Regions from separate parts of the Homo sapiens genome. Here region 2 is linked to region 1. Evidence: read pairs that join two places in POLR2A ChIA-PET (ENCODE). Cell type or tissue: Panc1. All regions are shown on one strand. Region 1 overlaps RSRC1 (arginine and serine rich coiled-coil 1). Region 2 overlaps RSRC1 (arginine and serine rich coiled-coil 1).

What was found. Peaks named below come from ENCODE experiments on the same cell type or tissue, not always from the same donor. Only the 100,000 strongest peaks of a DNase experiment are listed, where the experiment ranks them.
Region 2: POLR2A ChIA-PET joins it to region 1 with 7 read pairs; 3 of 35 experiments call an interaction of 5 or more read pairs at or near these places.

The regions. Positions count from the first base shown.
Region 1 is chr3:158,166,012-158,171,011 of GRCh38, reverse strand. All of the region lies in intron 3 of RSRC1 (arginine and serine rich coiled-coil 1), which reads right to left. Among named protein-coding and RNA genes, the nearest start is that of RSRC1, 58 kb to the right of the region's middle. RefSeq lists an enhancer at 4,838-5,000. In Panc1, no CTCF peak of the experiment used is centred here; a DNase peak (open chromatin) is centred at 2,691; H3K27ac peaks cover 383 bases.
Region 2 is chr3:158,373,098-158,378,097 of GRCh38, reverse strand. All of the region lies in intron 6 of RSRC1 (arginine and serine rich coiled-coil 1), which reads right to left. Among named protein-coding and RNA genes, the nearest start is that of UC.134, 150 kb to the left of the region's middle. In Panc1, no CTCF peak of the experiment used is centred here; no DNase peak of the experiment used is centred here.

The DNA.
Region 1 (5,000 bases):
AGGAGCAACTTTTCCCAGATCACTGGCAAAAAAGGATGGTTTTTTCTTGGAGTCTGAGCTACCTGTGCTGCCATCATGCAGTTCCACATGACTGGGGTGGTTCTTGGGGCAAAGCAGAGAAAGAAAAGAGAGAGGAAAAATGAATAAGAGCTCTACATTCCATATTTGGGGCTGCCTTCAAAGGAGGGCTGGGGAGAAAAGATGGGAAAAATGAAGAAAAAATTTAAAAAAACAATAATTGCCCCTAAACACTCTGGCTTACAGGATCTCCTTTCCCCATAGTCTAGTTAGAAATATGAGGGTTTTCTCTGAGGGTCTTTGCTTCCCTTGCCCACTGTGCAATTCTACAACTGGGACTACTCTGAGTCAAATCCAGGACAGCAAAGAGGAAATAAAAATGAGCAACTCAGTGCATATGAGACACTTCTTTAAGTTTTGAGTATCCTCCCCAGTCTACTTGCTATTGTTTCCAAACTGTAAAGTAGTTGCTGCTAGTATTCGGTCCAGCATTTTTAGTTGTAATTAGTGGGGAAAATGGGCTGAGTGGATTTATTCGATCTTTTCAAGCACCAAAAGTCTAAAGGACTTCACAGGTATGCTTTCTTGTTTAAACCCTCACATTATTCCAGAAACATATATACTATACAATAAAAATGGTAAAAGGGAGAACAAGGAAGAGCAAAAGCAAACAGAAAAAAAAAAAAGGCAGACCAGAAAGAGGTTAACATATAAAAGAAGACATAAGGCCCTTATATTTGCTAGAATTAAACAAAAAATCTGGCTTCAAGTTTTGCAACAGCTGCCTCAAAAGAAGCAAGGTCATAATGTTCATAGAATAAAAATAAGCCAGGTGAACAAATTAGGTACAACTAAGCCTAATCTTGAGATTTTATTTTATTATTAAACTCTCCAATAAATTTCACAGGGTAATTTCCAATAATTTCCCTAAATGCCAAGAGACAATTCCATAAAATCAATTCTAAAGAAGATCAATATAGTAAGCCCAGATATAAGACTTGGGCTTAAATAAGGGGTTGATTTTAAACTAAAAAAGAAATACGTATACTATATATCCTTAAGCATTACAGCATAAATATTCTTCTTGGCAAAGTTTTGAAAGGTTCTACATAATAGTAAGATTATATTCTCTGACAAGTACCTGGTGAGCAACTATTTTATGTAGCCACTGTAGTACAGAGACATATATCGTAACAGTCAACCCAGAGAGGGTTAGAAGTACCCTCTTATAGAAACTGAGGATCTTAATAAAAAAGACCACAGTCTGAACAGAATGAGTAACCTATCCCATTCATTAGGTGAGCCAAGAGAAGCAGATGGGGTTAGGGCCAAGATTTCTTTCAGAATGCAATTCTGAATCTTCTCACAGAGAAAAACAGGCAATCAAAACAAAAAATAAGGCAGCAATAATTGTACTCTAGGAGAAGTTTAAAGAGAATATAATCTGTCAACTGAAGAATGAGGTTCATAAATTTGGAAAGTAGAAAGAGCTTTATTTCTCATAAAGGGTTTGCAGCATTCCAACAGGCTAGGAGATATAGCTTCTGGCCAGAAGCCAGAAGCAAACACTTCCAGGGTGGGAAGAATAAGATAGGGATTTATGCTGAATGAGGTGGCCAAATACACATAATCAGTAAACTATAGCAGGAGTCATTAATATTTGTGAAAGGAGAAACATGCATATGCACAATTCAGTTTCATGCCCATCCCTGGGACTCATGCTCAAAAACGGAAGGGTTAGCATAATCCTTTGAGTTTTCATCCCTCTGATGTCAAAAGGTGAAGCAGAGGACACAAAAACTCTCACTGTACATACTTTGTGGTTGGTGGTCTCTTACTGAAAGAAATACTAGTTGGTTGTTTTGTGAAAACCACAAAAGGGAAAGGCAGCATCACGCTGATATTAGGGGTGAAGGGAGTCTTTCCAAAGGGCTGGTTTCTATTTAACTCTTAGGGAAGGAAGTCTAATGGCTGTTATTATAGGGAGCGGGAACAACGAGGTGGGTTCAACCTCCCATCCGATCTTGTGAAGGCTGGCGACTCACTTTTCAAAGCTTCTCTGGGGTCCCCTTGGCCAAAAGGGGGTCTGTTCAGTTGTTTGGGGAGCTTAAAATTTCATTTTAATTTCTCAAACCAAAAGCAACCTTAGCTATACAAGAAATCCAATACAGTACCCCAAAATGGTTTTAAGCAATGTTAACTATTTGTTATATCCTCCAACATTAACTAATAAACTAGTTACTAGTTCTACAGCCAAGAAACCAAGTATCATTATTATCTAGATAATCCCTGAGGCACTTGTACCAAAAATTATAACCAAAATTGCAACAATTATAATCTTAACGAATAGTAACAAAATAAACCCTTCTCAACTATGTCCACCATCTTAATAAAATAGAATTTATAACAAAAACTTTACCAAAGTGTTTTTTAAAAAATCTATAAATAAAAAGAATGAAAATCACTGAGATGTTTTAATATGTCAAAATGAGAGTGACTAAACAAATCACATGGAAAAACCACTCTTGTTCTCCTATTGGTACGTATGCTTCAATGTGACATCAGTTAATTTTTTATTGCATAATAAACTGTCTCAAAACTTTAAAGCTTAAAACAACAAACATTTATTATTTCACACAATTCTCTAGATCAACTGGAGGTTCATCCAGGCTCAGTGGGTATGACTAATTCTTGTGGTTAGCTGGATCAGCTGAGTCATTTGATGGTGGTAGAAGCTAAATGATCAAGGGCAATAATAGTCCACAAATTCTTCCTTAAAGGGCTAGATAATAAAAATGTTAGGCTTGCAGTGGAGAGCGGGGGATGAGGTCTCTGTAGCAACTATCCAACGCTGCTATTGTAGAGGGAAGCCACAGACAATAAACAAATTAGTGTAGCTGTGTTTCAATAAAATTTTATTTACAAAAACAGGCATAAAACAGTTAATCTGACTTTGCTAAACCCAGGTCTACGATACCCTCCCTCACTCACAAGTCTGATGGTAGGTAGACTGACAGCTTTTAGGGAACTTGGCTAGAATGTCTCGCCTTTGCTCCCTAGTTTCTTACCTTCAAAGAGGCTAACCAGAGGTTCCTGACGTAGTTGTACCACAGATCCAAAAAACAGCAAGTGAAGCCAAGCCCCAATGTGCATGGCTGTCTTGGTTATGTCCATATGCTTGAAGAAACTGAAGTACACAGGAATCCTAGAGTAACATTTTCCTTCTAGTTATAACTAGCACATATTAATATATCTAATTATTTACCAGTGTAGTTAAATATACAGATGAAAGCCAACAAAATAACATTAAAATACTGCCCCATTTTTCTAGAACACTGTCCCATTTTCTAACAACATTTTCATACTTTCTGCACAAACTTATGAAACATAAAAAGGATTTACTTGAGTGAAATATTAACATTTTGCCCATTTAAGTTTAGCAATAAGTGCCTCACAACTGCAATTCCCTAAAATAACCACCTAAAGCTAGATTTAGAAAACATACCTGGGCACAGTGGTTCACGCCTGTAATCCCAGCCCTTTGGAAGGCCAAGGCGGGTGGATCACTTGAGCCCAGGAGTTTGAGACCAGCCTAGGCAACATGGTGAAACTCTGTTTCTACAAAATACACAAAAATTAGCTCTGTGTGGTGGTGTGCATGTGCCTGTGGTCCCAGCTACTCAGGAAGCTGAGGTGGGAGAATCCCTAGAGCCTGAGAGGCAGAGGTTGCAGTGAGCCGAGATCGTACTACTGCACTGCACCTTGGGTGACAGAGTGAGACCCCACTTCAAAAAAGAAAAGAAAAAAAGAGAGAGAGAAGAAAATATACCACCACAAAAATAAAACAGACCCTAATCCAAAATCTAAAATTTAAAATCCAATTTACAGCCTCAAAGGATAAAACAATTGTGACAACTTGATAGATGTACAGAATGTATAATTCTGACTACAAAAAAAAGGGAATTCTATCCTAACCACTAAGTTGTTATTTTTCTTTTATTCTAAGCTATAAAAACAAGATGAGCATTTCCCAATAGCCAAAGACAAAAAAAATTCTATTAAGATACAATCTAAGTTTGTAGAAGTTCGGGTACTTATTGTAAACAAGCAATCTATGTATTAGTTTCACGTTTCCTCTTTCTCTTAAAATATGTGTTCAAAATATTCAAAAGGTATTAACAAAAAGCAAAAGGAAGTTCATAATTCTAGCAGAGAACAAGTTGATTGATTTGAGAGATTAAACAGTTCAATCCATTTGTTTCTAAATACTGAAACAATAGACTAAAGTCCACAGTAATTAAGTCAGTTCCTAAGAAATATGCATTGCCTGATTCACATTTAAGCCTCCAAATTCTTGAATAATGAACTTGTTAAGGGAACTAAATACACACATCTAGTTTCAATAAAGTTGGCAATACCTTAAAATATTCTGCATAAATAATTTTAACCTTAAGCATTAACATTAAGGAAATGATTAGAACCACATTTTTCATAACAAAAGGGCATAATTGACCGTTATTTTATTAGCCTACAATTTGCTTCACCTCTGTTTTCTTAAACCTTTCTAATGGCATATATATCTTGACAACCTCCCACACATGGTTATGATTACGTGTAACAAGACAACAAGCTCATTGAAAACCTTTACAGATGCTTAGCTAATGGGATGTCACATTAAATCTGATATCATATGATTAAAAAACTTTATATCAATTATATTATAAAGAATGACACACTATTTAAAATTGACATTCAAAGATTTCTAAATTATTTCGATAAAAGCACTACATTACTAATATACTTATTTAAGAAACTTTTAAAAGTAAATGTAGACATTACCCAGCTTATCCCCGTCACACAATTTGCCTGTTATCATGTGTCCTTGTGGGGATAGGTGCAAAAAATATGTATAGCTTTCAACATCTTAGATATAGATGCTTCTAACTACAAAACTCTGGTAAATGTCAGAATTGGATTTGACT
Region 2 (5,000 bases), 210 kb before region 1:
GATCAGTGACCATGAAAAATGATAAAACAGAGCGATAGAGATGATCCAACCTGAAAACTCAGAGAAAAAAATTGGGAGGGAAAAAAGAGCAGGATGACTGTATCAGTCCATTTTGCCTTGCTATAAAGGAATACTGGGGCAGGGCGCGGTGGCTTATGCCTGTAATCCCGGCACTTTGAAAGGCTGAGGGGGGCAGATCATTTGAGGTCAGGAGTTCAAGACCAACCTGGCCAACATGGTGAAATCCTGCCTCTACTAAAAATACAAAAAATTAGCAGGGTGTGGTGGCAGGCACCTGCAATCTCAGCTACTCGGGAGGCTGAGGCAGGAGAATCACTTGAACCCAGGGGGCGGAGGTTGCAGTGAGCCAAGATAGCACCACTGCACTCCAGCCTGGGTGACTGACTGAAACTCTGTCTCAGAAGAAAAAAAAAAAAAAGGAATATCGGAGACTGGGTAATTTGTAAAGAAGTTTATTTTGGCTCCTGGTCCTACAGGCTGTACAAGAAGCATGGGCCAGCATCTGCCCCTAATAAGGCCTCAGGAAAGGGGGAGTCAGTATATCACATAGCAAGAGAAGGAGCAAGAGCGGGAGAATGAGAAGACACTACACTCTTTTAAACAACCAAATCTCATGCGAACTCAGAGCAAGAATTCACTCGTTACCACAAGGAGGTCATCTAGCCATTCATAAGGTATCCACTCCCATGATCCAAATACCTCCTGCTAGGCCCAAACTCCAACATTGGGGATCATATTTCAACAAGAAATTTGGAGGGGACACACATCCAAACAATATCAATTATAAAGAAGACGAAGAAGTGGAAAAGGCATCTAATGTATAAAACAGAAAACAGTGTACATTTGAAGAAATTACAGCAAAATAATTTCCCAAATTTAAGGGCATAAATTTGCAGACTGAAACACATCATATTCAAACTAATGAGAACCATAAAGAGAAAATATTGAAAACTGCCACAGAAAACCAACACATTACATACATTAACAACAATGACTTCAATGACTAAACTTTTCATCAGAAAAAAGAAAGCCAACAGGTAGTGAACACTATCTTTAAAGTGATGAAGGATAAGAATCTTGAAGGATACCAACTTTGACCTAACTGATATTTTATATAACACAACACCCCCAACTGTAGAATATACATTCCCTTCAAATGCACTTGGTACATTTGCCAACAAACACTGTATCTGAGGCCAAAAATAAGTCTAAAAAAATGTAAAAGAATTGAAATCATATAGAGTGACTATGCCAACTTCCCCGTCCAACCAATATGGAATAATAGGTGCTGATTGTATTTAAACTCCTGTCTGAAACAACCAAGGGGAAAAAAGAAAGAAAAAGAAAAACAGGAAAAAATAAATGGAAGAAATAACTTTCAAAACACTTGACACCACACAAAGTAGAACATTGATTTTCAAGGTCAGGAGACAACGGAGATGAGCCCTATGACTACTGTAGTTACTGCTTTGAGTTTCCAGCCATAATGCTGGGAAAGGGAACCCAAGAAGAGCTTAGTGGACCAAGTTAGTTGAGGAGATGGAGCTACAGGCACCTAGGAGACCAAGATGCCCACAGTTTGCAGAACAATATACAAGAGAAAGAACTACACAGGGGCTGGGCATGGTAGCTCACACCTGTAATCCCAGCACTTTGGGAGGCCGAGGCAGGCAGATAACCTGAGGTCTGGAGTTCAAGACCAGCCTGACCAACATGGTGAAACCCCGTCTCTACAAAAAATTTACAAAAATTAGCCAGGAGTGGTGGCACATGTCTATAATCCCAGCTACTCAGGAGGCAGAGGCTGCAGTGAGCCAATATTGCACCACTGCACTCCAGCCTGGGTGACAGAGTGAGACTCTGTCTTTAAAAAAAAAAAAAAAAAACGAAAGGAAGGGAAGAAGGAAGGGAGGGAGGGAGGGAGGGAGGGAGGGAGGGATATATTCTTTCCAGGAGGTAGACCATAGGAACGACTACAAAGGAAGGAAGGAAGGGGGGTCGAGAGGGAGGGAGGGAGGGAACTGTACAGAAAGAGAGTTCAGAAATCAGTGGAGACTCACCCTTAAAAAGAGAATTCAGAAATCAGTGGAGAGTCACCCTTAAAATATTGATTGGCAAACGCAATTGAGAAACCATCCATGGCTAAAGAAAGAACCACCTGGTCCCTGGTGCCTAAAAGAATACCTGGCATATGAAAGACGCTCATTAAAAATTGTTGAATGTTGAATGAACTAAACATTCTAATTGTTTTTTAAATAAATTACACAGTAAATTTAAATGCCATAAAATTATTTTCCAAAGTGAAGAGGTGATAGGAAGTAAAATTTAAAAGAATGAACACAGGCTTAGGCAAAATATGCAATGTTCAAATCCACATTATAAAAAAATTTACATCACTATGTTTCTAGATATCTTCCTAATAAATGGTTCTAATTCATATTACATACAATTTATTTATAATTATTTACTATAAGGTTTGAATATAAATGTGTTTGCCTCACTAAATGAATATTATCCAATTGAATTTCCTGAATTTTAAAAGCAGAAATAATCAACTGTATCCAGATATACAAAAATTCTTTCATCTAATTAATAATAATTTGAGCCTGTAATTTGGGAGGCTGAAGTGAGTGGATTACTGGAGTCCAGGAGTTTGAGACCAGCCTGGGGAACATGGCAAAACCATATCTCATTAAGAAAAAAAAAAAAAGGATATGAAATGTTAACAGGGTGTGCCTGTGGTCCCAGCTACCCAGGAGGGTTGAGGTGGGAGGCTCACCTGAGTCCAGGAGGTCGAGGCTGCAGTGAGCTATGATCATGCCACCTGCACTCCAGCCTAGACAATAGAGTGAGACCCTGTCTCAAAAAAATAAGTTAATAATAATAATAATAATAATAATAATAATAATAATAATAACTTGCTAAGTCCAATTTACTTTTCAAGGTCTTTGATTAACAGTTTCATAATGTCGTTAGAATGACAATAATTTAAAAGTCCTCTTTTTAAAACAATTTTTAAAATTCCAAGGCCTTAGTAACCTTTCCAAATTACTATGCAAAACTGCGAAATAACGACCATTTCAAGTATTGCTTAAGAGAGTTAAAACAGAAGGAATTAATTAACTCATATCAAATAACTTAGAGCCAATAAAAAGTACACTTAAATGGAATCTACTACTGTCACATGAAGAACTGTAAGGAATTTATAGGTTTTAACATATTCCTTCCAGGAGGAAGACCATAGGAATGACTACATACAAAGTATTTAAAAAAATTAAAAAGTATTAAATTCAAAATTCCTTATTTTAATTCAAAATTCAAAATGACCTTTTATGAGCATATATAATACATCATTGGCATACTTATTTTAAAAACTTTCTGAAAACATTAGACATGTATAAGGTTCTTAAATCAGATAGCATTTGATGACAGGTCATTTAGATGAATTGAATATATTAAATGTACTGTACAGATATTGGAAAGCTATTCTGGAAGTTTTTGTATGTATAAATTTCCCATCACACAGTCTGATAAATCTTTTCTATCTCAGGGTTTGCTCTAAAGGAAAAATAAGCGTATTTTACTTGGTTAAAATTACAGATCTAAATGCCTGGGGATGAATTTTCCTTTCCAATTTATGAATGGGAGGTGAGAAAGAACCATACAAAAGAGCAACCTAGACTTCCTCTCCCGTCCTCTCATCTTCTTTTTGTCTCACTCTATACCTCTGTTCCTGTATTAATTTATCTAGCTCAAATTCTAAATTATGTCATAGTCCTATATGAAAAGTCAACTTCACTGGCTTAGAATACTTTGTGAATTGCATTACATATAAATAGGAGCAAATGAAATGAGCTGCAATTGTGGGTACAGGCAATAAAGTCCCCACTCATTTGGAACCAAAGAAAAAAATATCCAATCCGTTAGAGTATTGTAATAATCAGCTTTCCCCCTTGTATTCAAAAAACATAAAACAGTAATTATCTATGTGCATATAATAAAGTTGGTTCAGTGTTTTCAATTATAGGAACATGAAAATGGTAAACATAAAGTATTAGGGACATATCGCCCATTATTACTCTCAGAACAATTACCAACAATAAAGCAAAGTGCTGCTTATTGAAAAACTAGAGAAATTATTATGGAACAACACATTCTCCATTTTCTGTGAGCAAAAGCCACACTTACTTTTAACTCCTACTTTAGAATGTTAACTCCAGTGGTGTTTAAATACACATTTACATAGTCTACTGGTGATATTCATTCATTTATTCAACCAATGACAAAAAACCAAAAGCTTCTAATACCAGGGTACCATGTTAGTTACAGGGGAATACAAGGTTGACAGACAGACCTTACCTGTAAGGAATTATGTATAGAAATGGTTCTAATGAAGTATTTATAATTGCTATGAATATAAGCTATAATATATACAAAACAAAAGTTTTAGAAAATTGAATCCAAAAATATACAAAAAAAAGTATATCATGCCCAAGTGATGTTTCTCCCAGGAATGTAAGATTGTTTTAACATTTGAGTATCAACCAATGAAATGCAACGTATCAATAGTATAAAGAAGAAAATACATATAATCATCTATATAGATACTGAAAAGGCATTTGACAAAATAAAACATTCATTCTTTACAAGAATTTGAAGCAAAATAAGAATAGAAGAAAACGTCCTCAACGTAAAAAAAGTCATCTATGAAAAACCTACAGTTTACATCTTGCTTAATGGTGAAAGACTGAATGTTTTCTCATTAGGATCAGAAATAAATGAAGGATATCCACTCTTACACTTTTACTCAAAAGCTGGAGATTCTAGCTACAGTAATAAGGTAAAAATAAGAAATGAAAGGTATCCAGTTTTGAAAATAAAATTTTCTCTATTTGCATATGACATCATTGTTTATGTAGAAAAACTCCATCCCAGAACTTAAAGTAAAATTTTTAAAAAGCCAAAAAAGAAAAATCCTA